Regions from separate parts of the Homo sapiens genome. Here region 2 is linked to region 1. The links are chromatin loops, found by intact Hi-C in ENCODE. Cell type or tissue: endothelial cell of umbilical vein. All regions are shown on one strand. Links, peaks and the distances in the headings refer to the core of each region. The heading gives the core; the rest is flanking DNA.

The links. Peaks named below come from ENCODE experiments on the same cell type or tissue, not always from the same donor. Only the 100,000 strongest peaks of a DNase experiment are listed, where the experiment ranks them.
Region 2: it touches region 1 in a loop (4-fold over the local background); 6 of 110 quality-filtered maps call a loop at or near these places.

What each region holds. Positions count from the first base shown.
Region 1 is chr5:96,339,525-96,348,792 of GRCh38, forward strand. The region is part of intron 3 of LOC101929710 (a long non-coding RNA gene); the gene reads left to right. LOC107986365 (a long non-coding RNA gene) reads left to right here. Exons shown (of 2, transcript XR_001742457.1): 2 at 3,991-4,825. It also overlaps a transcript of CAST not described here. Among named protein-coding and RNA genes, the nearest start is that of PCSK1, 89 kb to the right of the region's middle. In endothelial cell of umbilical vein, for the core only: a CTCF peak has its summit at 5,419 (motif pointing right); a DNase peak (open chromatin) is centred at 5,427; H3K27ac peaks cover 417 bases.
Region 2 is chr5:96,429,944-96,439,211 of GRCh38, forward strand. PCSK1 (proprotein convertase subtilisin/kexin type 1) reads right to left here and starts at 3,305. Exons shown (of 14, transcript NM_000439.5): 1 at 2,920-3,305. The coding sequence starts at 3,099. The region is part of intron 4 of LOC101929710 (a long non-coding RNA gene); the gene reads left to right. It also overlaps a transcript of CAST not described here and the pseudogene LOC102724070. RefSeq lists silencers at 4,182-4,476, 4,338-4,457. In endothelial cell of umbilical vein, for the core only: no CTCF peak of the experiment used is centred there; a DNase peak (open chromatin) is centred at 4,398; H3K4me3 peaks cover 553 bases; H3K27me3 peaks cover 2,711 bases.

The DNA.
Region 1 (9,268 bases), core at 729-8,728:
AGCTGGGGGAAAACCCAAAAGTGCAAAGAGATCTAAATTTGTTTCATTGGAAGAACACAGTTATATCTGGACAAAGCCCCAGAGTTTAAGTGACAAGGACACCTAACATAAAACTTGAAGTCATAGGCATGTAGCCAAATAATACAAATATCCTTGTTAAATGCAAGTGTATCCATACCAGTTATGGATACACTTGTCCTTGGAGGAGAGCTAAGGTGAGTCCTGCTGAGGACAGGAACTCTTCTGTGTTTGATTTGCAGGTAGAGCGAGTAGTTGACCCTCTGAGCCCAAAGCTGCAGAGAACACAGTAAACCTAGTAAACTGAGTGTGGCTATCTCCCCAGGGTGGCCCTCTGAGAATCCCTCCTAGGTTCCTGAGAGAGACAGGTAGACAGGCTATAGGTGGAAAGAGACAAAGTGCCTTGAGCTCTGTGGGTTAGGATCCTATCTTCAACCCCTAGACACTTAAAAGTCTTGCCTGAACTCATGGCCTTTCAATGAGGAAAGCATCACAGAAAGACTTTATGGTAATCGGACAGGAAACAATGACTGGGCAAAATTTTTTAAGCAGTCAGTATTAAGAGAAAGAAGGAAAGCCATGTCTTTGCTATTTACCTCAAGGTTATATTTTGCAGCATCTAATGCCAACTATTAAACAAGGATACACTCTTATCTAATTTGCGCTGTTGTCTTCCCAGGATCTGGAACATTTTCTGCGGGAGTCCACCTTTATCTCTAGAAGCCTCTGGCAAACTGTTTCATTTCAGCTCAGGTCCTTTTGTAGAAAGAACTTGATGCTGAAAGCAGCTCGCCCCTTCTGCCCTCAACCCCCACTCTCCCCCTACCCTCCCCACCATGGTTAACTTGTTTTTCATCTTTGTTCTGAGTTGCTTTGGCTGATTCAATTTTTATTTCCGTTTTTAATGAGTTAGTAATTCAGTGATCTTGGCTTTGAATCTTTGGAACTGTGGGTTTTTAGTAAGGATTGAATCAGCTTGTTGGCTCCTAATAGACTCTGAAATCCAGTAATATTCGTGATGTGTTTGTTCACTCCGTTGACTGCCAGGTCCCGGTAGGAGCAATGGCCAACAGAGAAGAATCGAGGTAAATCCTCCTTTGTTGCCTAAGAGCTGTTGTTGTTTACCCCAGTTTATAACCTCTTCACACTGAAGCATCACCCTTCAAAGGAGGATGTTGCTTCCCACTTTGATTATCATTTACTTGACTTTACAAGAAACTTTCACATCTTCCAAAACAGTAAGCTGTAAGATTTGCTCCAAGCTCTACGCAGTATATACTATGACTATTTTCCATTTAGAAATTAACTTACATTACAGCTGTAAGTCTATATACTGAACTTATGATGCTCGTTACTAAATGAATGATAATGGACATGAAATAGTCTGTAATTCATAGTCAAAATCTACCATTGCTATGTTTGTCTAAGGAAGCTTCAGTGAGTATACTTCAGATGCATATGAAGTTAGAAAAACAGTTAACAGAAATAGTTCAGTAGAGAAATCCTGATCCTAGGACTAATAAAACTAGATTTTCTTAAATCCAAATGCCTGTGAGATTCTATGCAGAAGGATAATTTGTATCCAGCATGTAAATAATCATGATTCTCAGAAGGAATTATTTGCACTTTAATTGCTCTTAGTAATGGAGAGTTGTGTCTTCTTATTTGTCCCCTTGTCATTAGAAAGTATCACTTACCATACATTTAATTCAAGTTTTCATCTTAAAAAATGTTACTCTAGAAATCTTGATCACAATCTCCTTTCATTCCTGCCCACTCCCATCCCCCCACCCTCCACCCCACCCCTCCACCCTGCTTGGTTTTGGTTTGTTGTTTTGTTTTTTACAAATCAGTGTATAACTCACTAAGGCTCAAGATACTATGTTTGAAACCTGAAAGCCAGCCTGAAGGTCAAATTCGAAATAACAATTTTCTTTTTGAATTTGAAGTCTCATTAGTGTAAGTGCCAGGATAACAACCCACAGTCTTCTTAATATAGTGGTTCCCATTTACATACTGTATCCTTAAACCACCTCTATTATCCCTTTCTGGGTGTTTTTCTTTCAAATGGTGCTTGTTTTACTTAAATAAACTTTCTTTAGATTAAACTTTCAGATAATGACTTCAAGTGGAAAACCAGTATCCTCTGTCATAATAAATGATATCCAGGAAGAGAAGTAATGGTAAAAACAATAAAATATTATTGAATTCTAGCTAGGAACATGAACCTACCACGGCACTGAGCCTAAATCTTTTTCTCCTTATGTTAAGTGTTAAAGATATGTTGAATACACTAAATGGAGACTTTCTCTAGACAGTATGATGAGTACAGGGAAGTTGAAAAGAACTTTCTCACAATATGATTTCGTGGATTTAATAGCTTCTCCCAACCAAAAATTACCTTTACCTTAGAAAAAAATTCCTTGATAAAATCAACTCAAATCCCCTAAGTTTAACAAGTGATGGTGGTAATGTACAGTCCTCAATGTGAGACCAAACTGAATCCAAGGCTGTATTCCCCAAGATTCTTCTTCCTCACTAATTCTCACTAATATAGAGTGGCTGCCGCCACCACCACCATGATGCCCTCCAGGTGTGCCCTCCTGGACATTCTGGCTCAAGCAAACACAGGCCTCCTTCCTTAATTCCTCTGAGGACACATGGGAAGAGCCTGGAAGTTTAAATATGACTTCATAGACAAATAGGATAATAAAAAGGAAATAAACAGAAAAACTTAACTCATCTGCTTTTTCATTGTTGGTTGGGGGTGTTTTTGAGGCAGTGGTTCCCCAACTTTTAGCACATATGGAAACCAGCTGGGGATTGTTAAAACAGAGTGCTGGGCCCACCCCCATATTTTCCAATGCAGCGGGGCTGGATTGGGGCCTGAGAATTTACATTTTGAACAAGTGCTCAGGTGAGGCTGGGGCTGCTGATCTGGAAGCCACTCTTGGAGAACCACTGTCCTTAGAAGACGCATTGCTGCCTGGCTTCTGCCTACCTGCCTTTAAGCCAGGTCCATATTTCAGGTCTATTTGGAGACTTGTCAAAGGACAGACCCTAATTATAAAATGGAAAGGCAGCTAGTCCCATACATAAGATTGAATTGAATTCTCTTTTTCTTGCAAGCTAGCATAGATTGGTTCTTCCCTCATAGCTAGCCGTATGACTCCTTCTCATTGAGATCACCCAGCCATATCTCCTCAATTCTTTATTTCCCACATTTGCACATCTCTGAAAATGGGATGTGTTTCACAATCATGCCACAAACGCCCTGAGCCTACGGGAATCCTGTTGTACTTGTTCATAGTATCATTGCTTCACTGAGTTATGTGCATTTTTGGTACCGCATAAGTTGATTCCATTGCCATTTAAAATGTCTTTAAAATTATGATACTGTAATTGAGCATTGAGACAAAAAGTTATTGTGTATGAAGAAAGGTGTGGGAATAGGGCAATGAAGCTTACATTTGGTATTGAAGGAAATATTTTGTTTCTAGAAGAATGATCACAATTTCATATTTTTAAAAAGAGCTATTAACAGTTTTATTTTAAAATAGCAACATGTACAATGCACTCATACATAGTTTGCAATTGTTAAAATGATGATGAAAATCTTTAACCTCACTAAAAAAAAACACATTTACAGATTTTAAAAATTCTTTTAGGGGGTACACAAGATAAAAATTTAAAGACCTCAGCTGTAGATTGCAATTTTCCAAATGGATCTCACAATACTGGCACCTAGCCAAAATAAATTCTTTAACCAAAGATAGGAAAATGAGAAAGTAGGACAACTTATTGATTTTTTAATAAAATGATGTTAAATGTTTTCAGTTTAAAGTTCTGTTCTATTTTCTGAAATTAAGGTGCTTGCTACCTTTTTAGGGGGTTGAGAGGAGTTTAGTTTGAAAATAATGATGTTAATATTAACATGCTTTTCTTTTTTCATTTCTACATTGCCTTTGAAAGCAACAGCTATGTGCTTTACAGGGCTTGCCTAAGGAGGCTACCTGTAAGGAGAAGAAGCTGAGTTTCATTTTGCTACTGAGAAACACACAAAGGATTGCCTTTAACTTCCTAAGCATTGCAACTGAAAGCAGAAGAAATTGCCAGATCCCTGCTGATTTATGAAATGCATTTCAAAGCCACAGAACTACCATTTTAGGCATTGCAGCACAATTTAATTGGCATTATTTTTCTTACTGGTCCAGAAAATAATGGTGTGATTTACAAATGTTGATGTCTTCAATTTGATCAAACACTGTATTTAAAATTGTATACCTCTTCCTGCTGATCTACTTTATCCTGCTCTACTGCACTATATGATTCACTAATTAACTCTAAATTTACCATCAGTCTCCTTCAGCTGGAAGATGAGCTCCTTGAAGGCAAGCATCTTTGTTTATTCATCGTAGGGTCTAGATAAACCAATGTTTAATACATAATTGTTGAATGAATTAATGACTGAAGGAATTGGATCGTAACCCCTACTTGAATGTAATTTTACACTTACCCTTGTGACCTTGATAGAACTAATAGTCCTGCCTTTGTCAGGCTGGCAGCTTTATGTCAAATCTACATTTTGGGTGTGTAGGAAGACTGGCCAAGGGACAATATCAAAGGCTAGTACCGCAAGCCCTAAAGCAATAGTGAAGAGTGACATAGTTTCTAGTGATGAGTCTGTATGTATAGGAGGGAAGTGGGCATTGGGATGAGGAAGGAATCAAGGATTATTCTCTTATAGCCATGGATATATTCAAATGTGTGGAATGAATGGATGAGTAAATGCAACATTTGACAATTTCTCCAAATATGGTTTTTTTTCTCATGTACTAATGGTTATATTTTTTAAGTGGTAATCTCATTACCTCTCCAAGACCAAGCAAGACATCAATCAAATTGTGTGAGAAGCAAATTCACACATTAACTTAACCATGAAAGCAAGCAGTGGCTCATGTGCCATGAAAAGAATTCAGATTCAAAGGAATGCGAATCAGGTAGCAGGCTGAGTAAATATTCTCACAATCAGACTATTCTCACAATCAGACCTTGACCTAGTGAGAAATTAAACATACTCTACTTTTCCTTTAGTCTTCATTTATTTTTGCTTAAGTTTGTGGGGGATATGCTGGCTTAATTTGCATCTGATGATTGTATTTCTTCTTGGGAGAAATGGAACAAGTGACTAATACCTACCAGGTGGATGGCAGGTAGGCAGAGGTGAATGGAAGCAGAGCCAACACATTTTCTGTGCCAAGTACAATTCCCCAGGCTGAATTATATTTCAAATTTGTTTGCATTGGTTCTTTCATTATTGCTTACACAAATAGAGCTGAAAAACCACATGGTTAAGTACAGAATACCGTGATATAATGACTTGTAGACACAAGGGGTCAGCATTTGAACACAGATGATTTGGTCGAAGTCTTGCCTTGTTCCCTTCTGCTGCTCTACTCTGGCTTGATGTGCTTATGTGTATGAGGGTAGATATGGAAATGAAATTCAATTTGTATTTTGCACATCGCTTTCTTTTCCAGTTTAGAATTTTGAGATCTCCCTTTTATATTTAATCAGTCTGTTATTGTCATGGGAGATGATATCTAACAAGGAGTCTTACCAGTCTCACTGGCCCCAATGGTTTCAGCAAACTTCAGTGACCTCCAGATATACGCTAATTTTTCTCTTCCCAAAAGAGCTTCTTAACCTAATCTACTCTTTTTTGAAGAGTCTTAACCTAACCTACTCTTTTTTGAAGAGTCCCTAATCTATGCTTGCTTAATACATGTGTTGGATGATACACTATTTTACTGATACAAATCTACCAGAAACAGGAGATTTGTGGTTGGAGAGATTGTATCTTGATTCTGAGCTTATTCTGAGCTTTCGACTTAGCATTGGGCTCCATTATAATTGCTCTGTCTTTGATCTGTCCTTTCACTTTCTACGTCTAACTCAGTGCAAATGCATGCTACAGTATCTCTTAAGAAACACTATATTATTCCCATAATTAAAAATTATTACAGTAAAATTCACTTTTTTGGGTGTACAGTTCCTTAGCTGGGTATCACTGGCTCAGGGTCTCATGAAGCTGTAATTGAGATGTCAGCCAGAGCTGCTCTCCCATCTGAAGGCTTAACTGAGGGAGAATCCACATTTGCTCATGTGGCTATGGGTGGGATTCAGTTCCTCAGGGACTGTTGGACTAGGGACTTCAGTTCCCTGCTGGCTGTTGCTGGAGGCTTCCCTCAGTTCCTTGTCATATCTCCATAGGGCAGAGTGACCCAGATGACACAGCTTGTTTCCACACAGGTGAGAAAGTGAGAGACTGAGAGAAAGATGAAAGTCAGGGTGTTTTTGTAACCCATGTAAAAGTGACATCCCATCATGTTTACTGTATTCTATTTATTGGAAGCAAAAGTAGGGAGGATTACACAACAGTGTGAACATCAGAAGGCAGGGATCACTGGGGACCATTTTAGAGGTTGCCACCATAAAGGCTGTCACAATGATCCAATTGAGAAATGATGGAGTTTGCATTTGGGTGGTGCCAGTAGGCTAACATCCTCCGATTGCAAAATATGAGTGACATTTAGAAGAATAAAATTGCTAAAACATGATGGTTGATTGGCTATGGTAGATAAAGGAATAAAAAATTTTGAAGAAGACTCCAGATTTCGGGCTTGAGCTCCTGAGTAGATGGCAGTACTATTCACTTATAATGATATTCTGCAGGAAGGCAGAGATCGTGACTGCTGTTTCGGACATATTAGCTTGCAAGTACCTGTGAGGCATCTAATTTGAATATCAGGCAGGTGGTTAGATATTCAGATTTTGAGCTTATAAGAAAGTTGTGGATCAGATAATGGATTTGGCTTTTGTCACTGTAGAGATTGTAATTGAAGCCTGTCTTAGGTCCAGTTTCTAGGAGCACAAATTTCCCAAATAACAAGTGAGTCAGTAGGAATGAAGTGAACAGACTCTTTCTAGTTCTACCCCTTGACTCCTGGATTCGTATATTCTACCACTGGATACACAGTACCACATAATGACCATTGGTAGAAGGTATATACTACATCCTAAAGCAACACCCAAACCTCATAATGTATCGTCTGTAAGCTGGCACCTCAGTTGTGACTTTAAGAAACTGTTCCAATCTCTATCAAAATAGCAATATCTGGGCTATACAGTATGTGGGAATTGGTGGGTTCCATACTCACGCACCTGTTCTGTGACCCCCATCTGTCATAAGTTGGCTTCCTGGTCTGATGCAATATTATTCAGGATTCCATGTCAGTAAATCAAGTACTCTGTGAGTCTTTGAATAGTAGGTGTGAATTGAGGCACTGCGGGCAGAAAGGCAAACCTATACCCAGAAAATATGCTATTCCTGGATAAGACAAATCACTTCTCTTTTCAAGGTAGAAAAGGAATTATTTGCAACTAAATGGTGTCTTCTTGAGAGATAGCATACTGGGCATCTTTCAGACGGGTTTCAGCAGTGGCAGTAACTAGATCAGCATTGGTGGGAGGGAGACCCTTCCACTGGGCTCACGCAGAGCCTCCATTTGAATATCCGTGACTATTCTTTGAGGAGGCCCAGTGTGCCAGCCCTGGTGTGGCCAGGGCTACCTGACATTTACCAGTCAAGTCATCCTGTCCATCTAGTTTTGTAGAGCCTCTTCTACAGTGAATACTCCCTAATGGACATTAATGCATGATACACAGTTTGCCCATTCCTATGGGTCCATGAACCTGTTTCTACTCCAGATCTCTTTGTTCCCAATCTTCCAATCCAAATAGTTCAATTCCAAATGATCCATTCTGCACTGCTCAGAAGTCCGTGCTTATCCTTCCTTCAAGCCACTCTCTTCACACAAAGTGGATGACCAGGTGCACTCCTGTTCAAAGCTGGGACCTCTGTCATGCAGCAGCAGTCTATTTTTGTTTGTACTAGCATACCAAGCTGGTCTATCTGTAAATCAGACCTTGGTTTTTTTCTCTCCTTCATCACTGGCGGGTCCTCAGTTATTATACAGAACCATTTTGGCATACCTGCATCTTGGGCTTTTGAATCTCTTCCTTAGAACTCTGGCAAGACTACTCTGGTACCTCCACCTCATTTAATGTGAGTCAGCCTTATCATCCCACACCAAGTTCCTAAGAGTCATCCCAGCAATGGAATAAGACCAGTTCTAAACCCCACAGGAAATCCTCTGAAGGGTCATTGGGAGCAAAAGTGAACTAAAACCAGGGAAGAGGCACAGAGACTGGTAAAGATGATTTGAAGAGAGCTGTGCAGCCACTAACCGTGTCTACTATGAAGCCATCAGGGTGGATGATGTGGAGAGAGGGTGAAGTGAGAAGAACACAGTAGTTCAGAGAGAGCCCTCCCTACAAAACCCCCAAACCCCAATAGTTAATGATTAATAGAGAAAGTATTGCCTACAAATAAGACAGAAATCGAGTTTCAAAAGATGATGCCAGACAATGTTTTAAGTAAAGGATTATTTCATTGAATTGGCAGATGCTGAGTCATTAAGTAAGCTGAAAAGTTCAAATGCATTCATCGGATGTAGTATCATGGAGGTCAATGATGACCTTGTCAAGGGCAGTATCAGTGGCATGGTGGGCCCAGGAGCCAGATTTAGAGTAAGAGTTGGAGGAAAGTAAATAAAGCCAAGTAAAGAAAGGTAACAGAAGAAGGAAGGGAAGAAATAGGATGATGGATGGAAAGGACTATAGGATTAAGGGAATATTTTATTCTACTCTTTGTTTTGTTTTTAAATTTGGAGAGACATGAATAATGCTAGTTTGAAGGAGGCCTGGGAGAGAGAGGGAGAGGGAGAGAGAGAGAGAGAGGGAGAGATAGAGAGATTTGTTGGTGCCTGATTCCTAAGGAGAAGACTCTAGGGAAAAAGATTCTAAGTCCAGATGAAGGAATTGCTTTTGATGGTAAGGGACAATCTCCATATTGCAACAGAAAGGTGGAGAAAATGATAGTTTTGGGATTTGATGGTGGGAAGTTGAGGCTATATAGTTCCAATCAGATGGTTTATTTTCCCCCAGTAGAAGACAGGGTCATTTGCTAAGAGTTCATGGGTTGGAGAAAGTAAGAGGATTGAGGATGGTGGACAGTGTCTGAAAGAAAGGACAGATGGTGTACAGAGGAGGCAGATGGCAATGGCAATGAGGAAGACAGAGACTGTAAGCCTGGACTCAGCAGGTCCAGGATTTACAGAGGCTGGAA
Region 2 (9,268 bases), core at 639-8,638, 90 kb after region 1:
TCAAATATATCTGTTCAAAGAACAATTATTTGTGGTAAGCAGGCAAACACCTGGGATACTATCTATGGTCAGTGCCACTTTCCACTAAAATAAATTATCGTTGTTATAAAATGTAGCCATTGAATTCATAGTGATAAATTGCTATTAGCCACTATTAGTGATCGTTTGATTTTCCACTAATTCAAGGCTTTCAGAAAAGAACATGCTACATTTAGGGCAGTTGTCCCACTTTAGAGGGTTTGTACTTCTCCGGGTATCTATTGACATCTTTGGTTCATTTAGGACTATATTCATTATTCTTTTGAGCTAGTCTCCCTTTACTCAGTACTAAATTTGAGGCTACCAAATCCTCTAGGTAACCCTGCATTTTTAAAATTAAGAAACAAACAGTTGACAACAGTATATTACAGAAGAAACGTGTTCTTTAAATTGGTGATTCTCATCGCCCAGAGAATTTTAAAATAGAGAAGCTTAGGCCCTGCTCCAAGCCTGAATCTCAGTGAATCTTCCTATAAGCTGTGGATGGAACTGGGGAGAGAAATCAGCAGCCGCAGAAAAAGATCACCAGTGCTTAGCTCTGTTTTCTCTGCTGTCAACTGGTTTTTCTTCTTGTCACTACCTTAATCCAAGCTTTATCCTGAGGCAATAAGGTACCCAATATAGTAATGCTAAATTAGTGTAATTTTAGTAATATTAAACAAAAAGAGAAATAAGCAGAACCAGGAACGTGCTATCAGCCTTCTACAAAGAATTATTATTCTAATAAAATAATTTTGTTAAGTTTGTTTTAAAACTTTTGTTAGTAATGCCATCTTAACTAAAAATGGTTAGAGGAAAGATAGTATTGTAAATCATATATAAATATAGATGGTTTTCCCCCACTATTTGTTAATGCTTTTGTGACTATGCTATCCCTTACTCAAAGATCCTCCCAAGAATGATGATGTATTGTTTTTTACTATTAAGATTTATGTTTATTTATTTTGAAAAGCAGTTTTCACATTGAATGGTCTAGGTTTAGATGCATGCCTAGAGCTAACAGGTGGGAAAAAGAAGAGAGATTTAGTTTTTGCTGTCTTCCCCAGTCTCCTCCTACACGGTTACCAGTGCTATTTAGCCTTTCAGTAGCTGCTCAAGGAATACACAATTAAATCCCCAGTGTCCACCCCCATAGGTCATACATGATTTGTATGATGTCCACAGTACCCACCAGCACAATTTCCTCTGCTACTCATACCCTCTTTGGGTCTCAAAAATTCCTAATAATTGCGTGCAATTCCCAGACTTACTACTAAACTGTATTATGTCTCACTGTTTTCCCACAAGCTGTTTTCTATGCCTAGACTGTCTTCTCCGATCTCATTATGTGCTCCTGGCAACCTTTGACTTCTGTTCCCGGAGCAAATGTTTTCTCCTTTGGGCAGTTTTCATTCACCCCTCCCGAATTCCCTACTACTTTCATTCCTTCAACCAATGAATATTGAGACTTCAAGTACAACTTCTATGATTACACAAATTACAATCAGTTGCAATCATTTATCTCTAAGCTAGTCTCCTCTAGATTCTTGATTACTTGAGAGCGTTTCTTTCCCTCCTCTTATTCCTCAGCCCCTAACACGGAGCCTGGCACGAGGGCAAGGGCTGGCCAAAAGCAAAAGACTCATCTGCTGCTGGGACACCAGGAAGCCAATCTGCATTGATTTTCCTTTCGGGCATTTCAAAGACAATTTGGTTTATAAAGTTGAGAATGAAGCCTCTAGCAAGAGCAGGCGAATTCCCCAGAGGGTTCGGTCTACAGAATCGCCAACGCCCCCGCCGATTACTCATCCGTGACTCCAGCGGCGTCTCAACCACCACCTCCAGAAAAAACGCGCCAAAATGTTTTACAACTGCCTCCTCCCACGCTTCAATGCAGACCAACTTCCCAAGCAGGGGGCGAGGGCTTGATTCCGAGCCAAGGAAAGGAAAGCTCTAGACTAGAAGTCACACTCCCTAGGGTCCCCTCGGAATCGCTCAGCTATAAGCAGTCTCCCACTTAATGTCTTGACGCCCACCCACCTCCAACCAGCTACCTATCGACCAAGCCTTCACTTGGACAGGCAACAATAAGCTGAAATTCCCGGGAAAACGATTACGTACTTGGCTGAAGAACAAGAAAGAAATAGATCCCTTCCCCATAGTCAGTTCGGCATCTCGACCCTGCAGTGGGACTGGCCGGGCAAAGTTATGAAGCTTGGACTTTATAAGTTCCCAGTGAAAAGCCGGAGCTCCCTAGAGAGTCGCGGGGATAGATGGTCCCGTGTCTTTCACCCACCATTTCTCCCCCCAGCTTCCCAGGCTACTCCGCGGCCTCCCAACCTCCTGGTCGCGAGTCCCAGCAGCTGGCACTCTTCCAATGCCCTGGGCGTGCCCTTACAGGCTGCCAGGGCGGACAGCCCCAAGCCTGCTTAGCCCCTTGCATCAGGACTTGGATCTGATGCTGCCATATTGAAAAGAAGGCAACAGCCGGCTCCTGACGCAGACCGCCTCAGTCCCGGGGGATGGAGCGCACTGCTTCTCCCGGGGGCGCTTGGTTGGTAAGAGCTTGAGTGTATCTCAAGTTCCCTGAACAAGCGTGGAGGGATTTTTCTTCCAAACCGCGCGGGAACGGATTTCAATTCTAGAGCGGCCAACAGTAAGCATAAGCCCTACCCAGCTGCAGCGGCTTCCTTCTGCTTGGCTGCGCCCAGCCTAAACAGTAAATAATGCAAGCTTTCTCTCTCTCCAAGCGCGACAGGGGCGAGGGCTGGAGCAGCTCCTTGCTCTTTGCTACTCTGGGCTCTGGAGAGTGCAACCTGGGGCTCCCACTTGGAAGACCGCGCTCCAGTCCCGCCAGTCCCCTGGGGCCCCAGAAAGTTTCTTGAAAGTGGAAACTCTTACCTGACCCAAAAGGTCATAGCCCAGCTCCTCGGCGATGGCCGAGGCTGCTTCCGGGCCCCCGGGGATCTCCGCTGCCCATTCATTGACAAATTGCCTTTTCGCTTTTGCACTGTTCAGTGCACACCAAGCGCAAAAGAGGACGAAAGCAGTGCACTGCAGACTCCAGGCTCTTCGCTCCATAGCTCACACACTCGCTTGAACAAGAGTGGGAAGGGAAGAGGAAAAAGAAGCAAGATAGGAGAAAAGCCAGACAGACTCCCCCTTCCCACCCTCGGGCTCTAGACCACTCCTGGCTCCTGGTTGCTCTGCGAAGAGCTAGGAGGCGCGAGAGGAGAGGCTGGGCGGCGGCGAGCGCTCAGTGAAGCGCTTCGGTCTCCAGGCTGAGTGGAGCCCCAGCCCTTCCCAGCCAGAATGGAAATGAGTGTTTACACGTCAAATCGACGAAAGCCATCTCTTGACGTCAGATCTACCTGGACTAAGATCCGAATGGTATTCCCGGCGGGGCGGAGAAGCGGCTAAAATAAGCAGCCAGGGATTAGGAAAAGGAAGGAACTGTTTGCTGGGATCAGTTAAGTCTGCTCCTTGTCTGCCCATAAATTCTGTACCGTGAGAAACATTTTCACTTTTCAAAGAGAAGTGCCCCACTTGAACATAACTACCAAGAATCAAAGGCTGGGAGTGCTTTCCCTCCCTTCCATCCATTTTCTCTGTATTTACTTTATTATCTCATGTGTGTGGCGGGGAGGGGGGGAGGCTATAGGATTCTTATAATGGCCCTTTGGGCATCAGCACCTGCTATGAAGAACAAGGCTCTTAGGTCTTTCAAAGAGAGAGGCTAGGAGAGTAAGGAGAAGAAGGGAAGCTACTACTGTCCCAATTCTGTTCTAAATTGTCTGAGAAAATTAGCATGTCTATGTTAAAGCAATACTATTAAAAATGAATTTTTAACCATTCAAGCCACCTTAGTTTACAAGTTTACTTCCCTCCTCCCCTTTGTTTCTCAACCTCAGTAAAACAATATCAGTAGTTATACTCCGATATTGCAAAGCCAGCGCCACCACCACCTTTTAGGGTGTTTATCAGTAAAATGATTAATCATGTGATTTTAAAAAAACATATTTTTAAGAATTCGTCAACAAGGGGATCTAGGATCCCAAAAGCTGTTGTGTTGATTCAGGGAGGGAAAGAGCAGTTTTTATTTACCTCGACTTTCCATTGTGCCTCAGTAGAGCTCTTCACTTTGGTGCTGAGCTGGAGCTGTGCCATTACTTTCCCATAAAATGCACAATGCCTCTTTGTGGAAAAATGGTTTCCTGTGGGAGGAGAGCAAGGAAACATCTAAATGAATTCTCCACCCCTCACCCTAGGGAAGTGAGTTCAGTCTCCCATGGTGGAGCCTATTCGAACCCTGAGGGATTGAACCTGGCGGGAGATACCAGTGCCTAGTATTCAGCACCGAGGTCTGGACAGCGACACACGCAGGACTGCCGCAGGAGCTGCTCTCTCTTCTGAGCACCAAAGACCTCCACCCTTCTGCAGCTGGCCAGCACCAAGCTGTTTTCCTTTTGATATGTGCATTTCCCTCTTTTGAACAGCAAAATAGGAAATTGGCCGCAGGGGGGAGTGTGGTTAGGTTCATGATCGTGACAACTTGTGTCCAGCTCTTGGGAACGTGTTGGACTCAGGCCAAAAGTAAAATCGCCGGGAGGTGGAATTGAGAGAGTATGCTGCACCTGGGAAGTTTGTTTTTTTTTTTGTTGTTGTTGTTGTTGTTTTTTAAAGCTCAACCGCCCGAGGGCGCGATCTATGCTGTAGAAATAGAAGAAAGGGGAGAAGGTTGGAAAGAAAGCATATAAACAAGTGGAGAAAGGAAGCAAGAGATGTTCCTTACAAGAAGCAAATGAGACAAGACTTGGTGGAGGATCAGGCTCTGTAGTGCTAATTTTTCATTTGCCTCCACGTTTGCAGAAATGTGCACTACATAATTTCTTTAAACATAAAGCATCTTTACAAAATCAAATGCCAATGTTAATAAGCCATGTGACATGGTTAAGTGTTTTACAATAATGTAACTCACATGAGATGAAATGGAATGGGCTCCGATTGATAGCTTTGTTGTCTGTTCTGTAAATCCACATGTGTGAATGTTGATGGCTGGGTAAGCTGTCTTCTTTTCCCTTCACACCTCGGCCTGAGTTGTGGCCTCAAGCTCTCAAGGGTGTTTCATTCTCACAGCAGACAGACACTAACTGTGCACTAGCAAGGCAAGAGAAGCCCAGGGCAAATGTTTTATAACGGTAGATGTGTCAGAGGAGGAACATATTTGTCCCTTTCTTATTATTGTTCAAGTAAATCAGTTTGGCAGAGTGTTGGCAATAGGGTCCGTGTCTCTCTCATTAATGAGGCATTTGTCTTAAATGGAGCACCATAGAAGCCTGGAATAAACATTTGGTTTATATACCTAACAGGGCCAAGTAAACTCTCACAAAAAGAAGATAATATCCTCATCCACACAATACAGATATCAGTAAGTTAATCTGCTATTGTCTGATTTTTATCCTATGAACCTCTTTGCCAGAACTTCTGGCATGCAGAAGAAATAAATTTCTGCCAAGACTAGAGGTGCAAGTAGATTTAGAATCCATTTTAACTTTTTGTTTCAAGGGCTAGTCCTACCCTGATTTGTAGATCATGGTAGTGACCTCCAGGCCCATCAGTGTTATATTTCGTATTATAAATTGGAAGAGCCAATTATCACCCTTAAGTTGGTTTTAATAGCATTTGATTCATGTGATTAATTTATATAGAAAACCGGATACTCCAGAAATTAAGAGGACGTGTTTCCATTATAAGTTATCAAGTGATTGCCATGCCTTTCATGATGCTCACAACTGCCCAGTGATACAGCTAAGCATTCATTAAGGTTTCTTGGAGAGTAAAAGAAGCTATTAAGAGCAGGAAGTAAGAATATGCTCAAAGGAGATCTATAGATCACCATATCTCTTTAGTCTTAGGAAACAAATGTTTTAAACATTTTGTTACTACGAAATAAAACATATACCCTTGGGCATACTAAACAATGTACCCAATATTTATCACAAAGTGGACACAGTGTAACCATTTGGGCCAAGAAAAACATTTCTAGACCCACAGAATAACAGAATAATATTCCTAGATCTTCAAGAGATGTTAAAGAATGGGTAAGGAAATAATGTAGGTTTAACATTTTCCAGTTATCATGTAGACTTGCCTGTTTGCTATGGGTAACATTAACTGCACATTAACTCAAAGGTGTAACAAATTAGTCTGTAATTAAACTAGAAGATTTTTGGTAGCAGAACACATTATAGGGGCAAACCTACCTATAGCAGTGTTTTCCAACATAGAAAATAACAATATTTGTGTGGCACACTGGGGTAAACTGGAGGAAATTTGAAGACATCTGTATGGAGCTGGGTGAAGAGATTCATAACATTTTCTTTACATGATACAATTATGATAACAAAATAAAATATAACATTTTGGGCAATACATTAAATTGCATATTAATAACTTTAAATTGAGAAATCTGAATATGCTTTCACCAATATAAGTTTTTATCTGAAGTTTTATGCTTAAAAAGGCTATATATCATTTCTAATTAAAACATTTTAATGACAAATGATCTTTTTATATTCTTAATAGCTGCTGTCAATGAAACTTTTTTGCAAAATTCTATTTTAAATAATATAGCCGTCTTTATTTTCTTGACATATTTATCATTGGAGTTCTATATGAAAATGCCTATAGATTCAGAATCCATCTAAATTTTACAGGTCAAGTATGACAAAATAATATTGAAATTGTAAATTGGAAAATACACACACCTTTTAGAGAAGTTACCATCTACCAACTTTACCACAAATTGAGAAAAGTATCTAGTATACACAAAGACTGATATTGGGGTTACCACTTAAAGATACACCTGCCAGAAGTCCCTGAATTACTTTCTCATGATATCTCCTCCCGTGACCAAATTTTGGTGGGTGTGCTATGCTAATTAAGTACTTAGAGTATGAACTCCTCCAGCAGATCCACAGACACTTTTCACATGATGGAAATAGACATGCTTGCAGCAGGTTGCTGAAGTAAATACAGCATCAAGGTGGTGGACACGACTTGGTTGAGTTCCAAGAGCTCAGCAACAAGCTACTCACCTGGCCTTCCCAAGTGATTAGAAGACCAAATATCTTGAGGGACATCTTTAATTCTACTGGTTGGGATGCTCTGACCTATAGAAATGGAAGTAAAAGAGTAAAAAAGCAAAGTCTATACACTGCAAAGGCTTTGAGGTGGATGAATAATTATGAAGGATTTTTGCTGAATGAACTAGATAAACACAAAATCTTGAATTTAATGTAGAATTGAATTGAATTATTAAAATGGAAGCAGTGAGTGCCATAAATTCCACTTGCTAGAAATAATTGATCTTTTCTAATGAAAATGGATAATTAAATGTGGCCATATACAAGTATTTAGGTTCTTTCTTTAACAGGTTCTTTTAAAATATGCATTTACTGAGTGAGTTGCAGAGCATCCCTGCTTCTGCTTGCAGGCAATGCTCTTGCTTCCTCTGTGCTCTCAAACATTGCCATTTTCGTATTAAACTCTCAGTGCATAACTGCTGTCTCTGCTCCTGAAGTATGTCTTTCTATGAGAATTATAGACTTTAGTATTGAAAAGTGACCTTGAATATTATACAGCTCCTTGCTTCTCAAAGTCTTGTCCACATACCAGCATTATAGGCATCACTTGGAAGCTTGTTAGAAATGCAGACCCTCAGCCCCCACCCCAGAACTACTGAATCAGAATCTGCATTGTTAATGAGTCCGTAGTGATTCATACGCAATTAAAGTTTGAGACGCACTGATCTACTTAACATGCCTGGTATACATGACACTCCTCTGTGATATTTTTTAACAAGTTGTTAGGCAATTCCTGGTCTCCCAAAGCAACCCATTCTTTGGTTTGGATTGGCTGAAATGGTTACAAAGTCCTTCCTTATAATGATATTATAAAACCTTTCCTCATTACTACCTCCAGTCAAGCATGCTAATTTTGCCCTCTAGTACCACACTGACAAGTCTCAATCTCTTTTATACATGATAGCAATTCATACTTCGAAGGCAGATTGTTATATCTTGCCTAACTTTTTTCTGCTCTAGGTTAAACATCCCCAACCTTTTTAACACTTTGGCATTCTGCTTGCTCTTGTCCGGATAGGGTCTTTCAATAGAATTTTTTAAATGTGGCACCCAGAATAGAATATAGTATAGTTGGCCAACTAAAAAAAGATAATTTATTTTTCCAACTTTTTATTTTGAAATAACTTTATAGTTACAGAAAATTAAGAAAAAACAGTACACAAAACTTGTGTATACCGTTCATGCAGCTTTCCCTGGGGTTTACATCTGGTGTAACCATATTACTATTAGCTAAACCAAAACATTAACATTGATACAATATTCTTAACTCATTTATAGACCTTTATATTTTTCCAACTGTTCTATTAGTATATCTTCTTTTATGGTCCAGTATTCAATTAAGACTCCCTATTGCATTTGGTTATTATGTCTCCTCCAAACTGGGATATTTTATCTTTGTCTCTCACAACCTTAAAACTTTTGAGGAGTACTATTCAGTTATTTTATATTATGGTCCTTAATTTTGGTTTGTCTGGTGTTTTCTAATGATTAGGCTGGGATTAAACATTTGTAGGAATAAGTGATGTTATGTCATTTTCATTGACTTGTATCAGGAGGTACATGGTGTCCATATGTCTAATTACTAGTGATGTTATCTCTGATCACTTGGTTAAGATGGTATCATATCAACCAGATTTCTCCACTGTAAAGTTACTATTTGAAAAATAATATTTCGGTGTAAAAATTATTGACAAACTCATGATGCAGAGAGCCATAATGTAGTAATACTCTCCAAATTTATATTTTTGGAGAAAATGAAAATAATTTTACTTTCATAGACATTTATGTTTGTGATATTCATAACTTCTCATTCCACATGTCAGGAGATTTTTCTGTGAGATTAAGTGAAATAATCCATTTAAGATACTTAGCAGAAGGGTGAGGACAGAGAAATCGCTTAGTTTGCTACTATTATTAATGCTATTAACCTATCACTTTCCACTTAATATACTGATATATTTCCATGTCAATAACTGTTCACTGGCATAATTTATAATGGTTGCATAGCTTTCCATTAAATGTGTTAAGTATACTTCAACTTATCAAGTAACGGAAGACACTTAGAGTGTATCTATTTGTTTGGCTACTATACTTTCAGGTAAAGT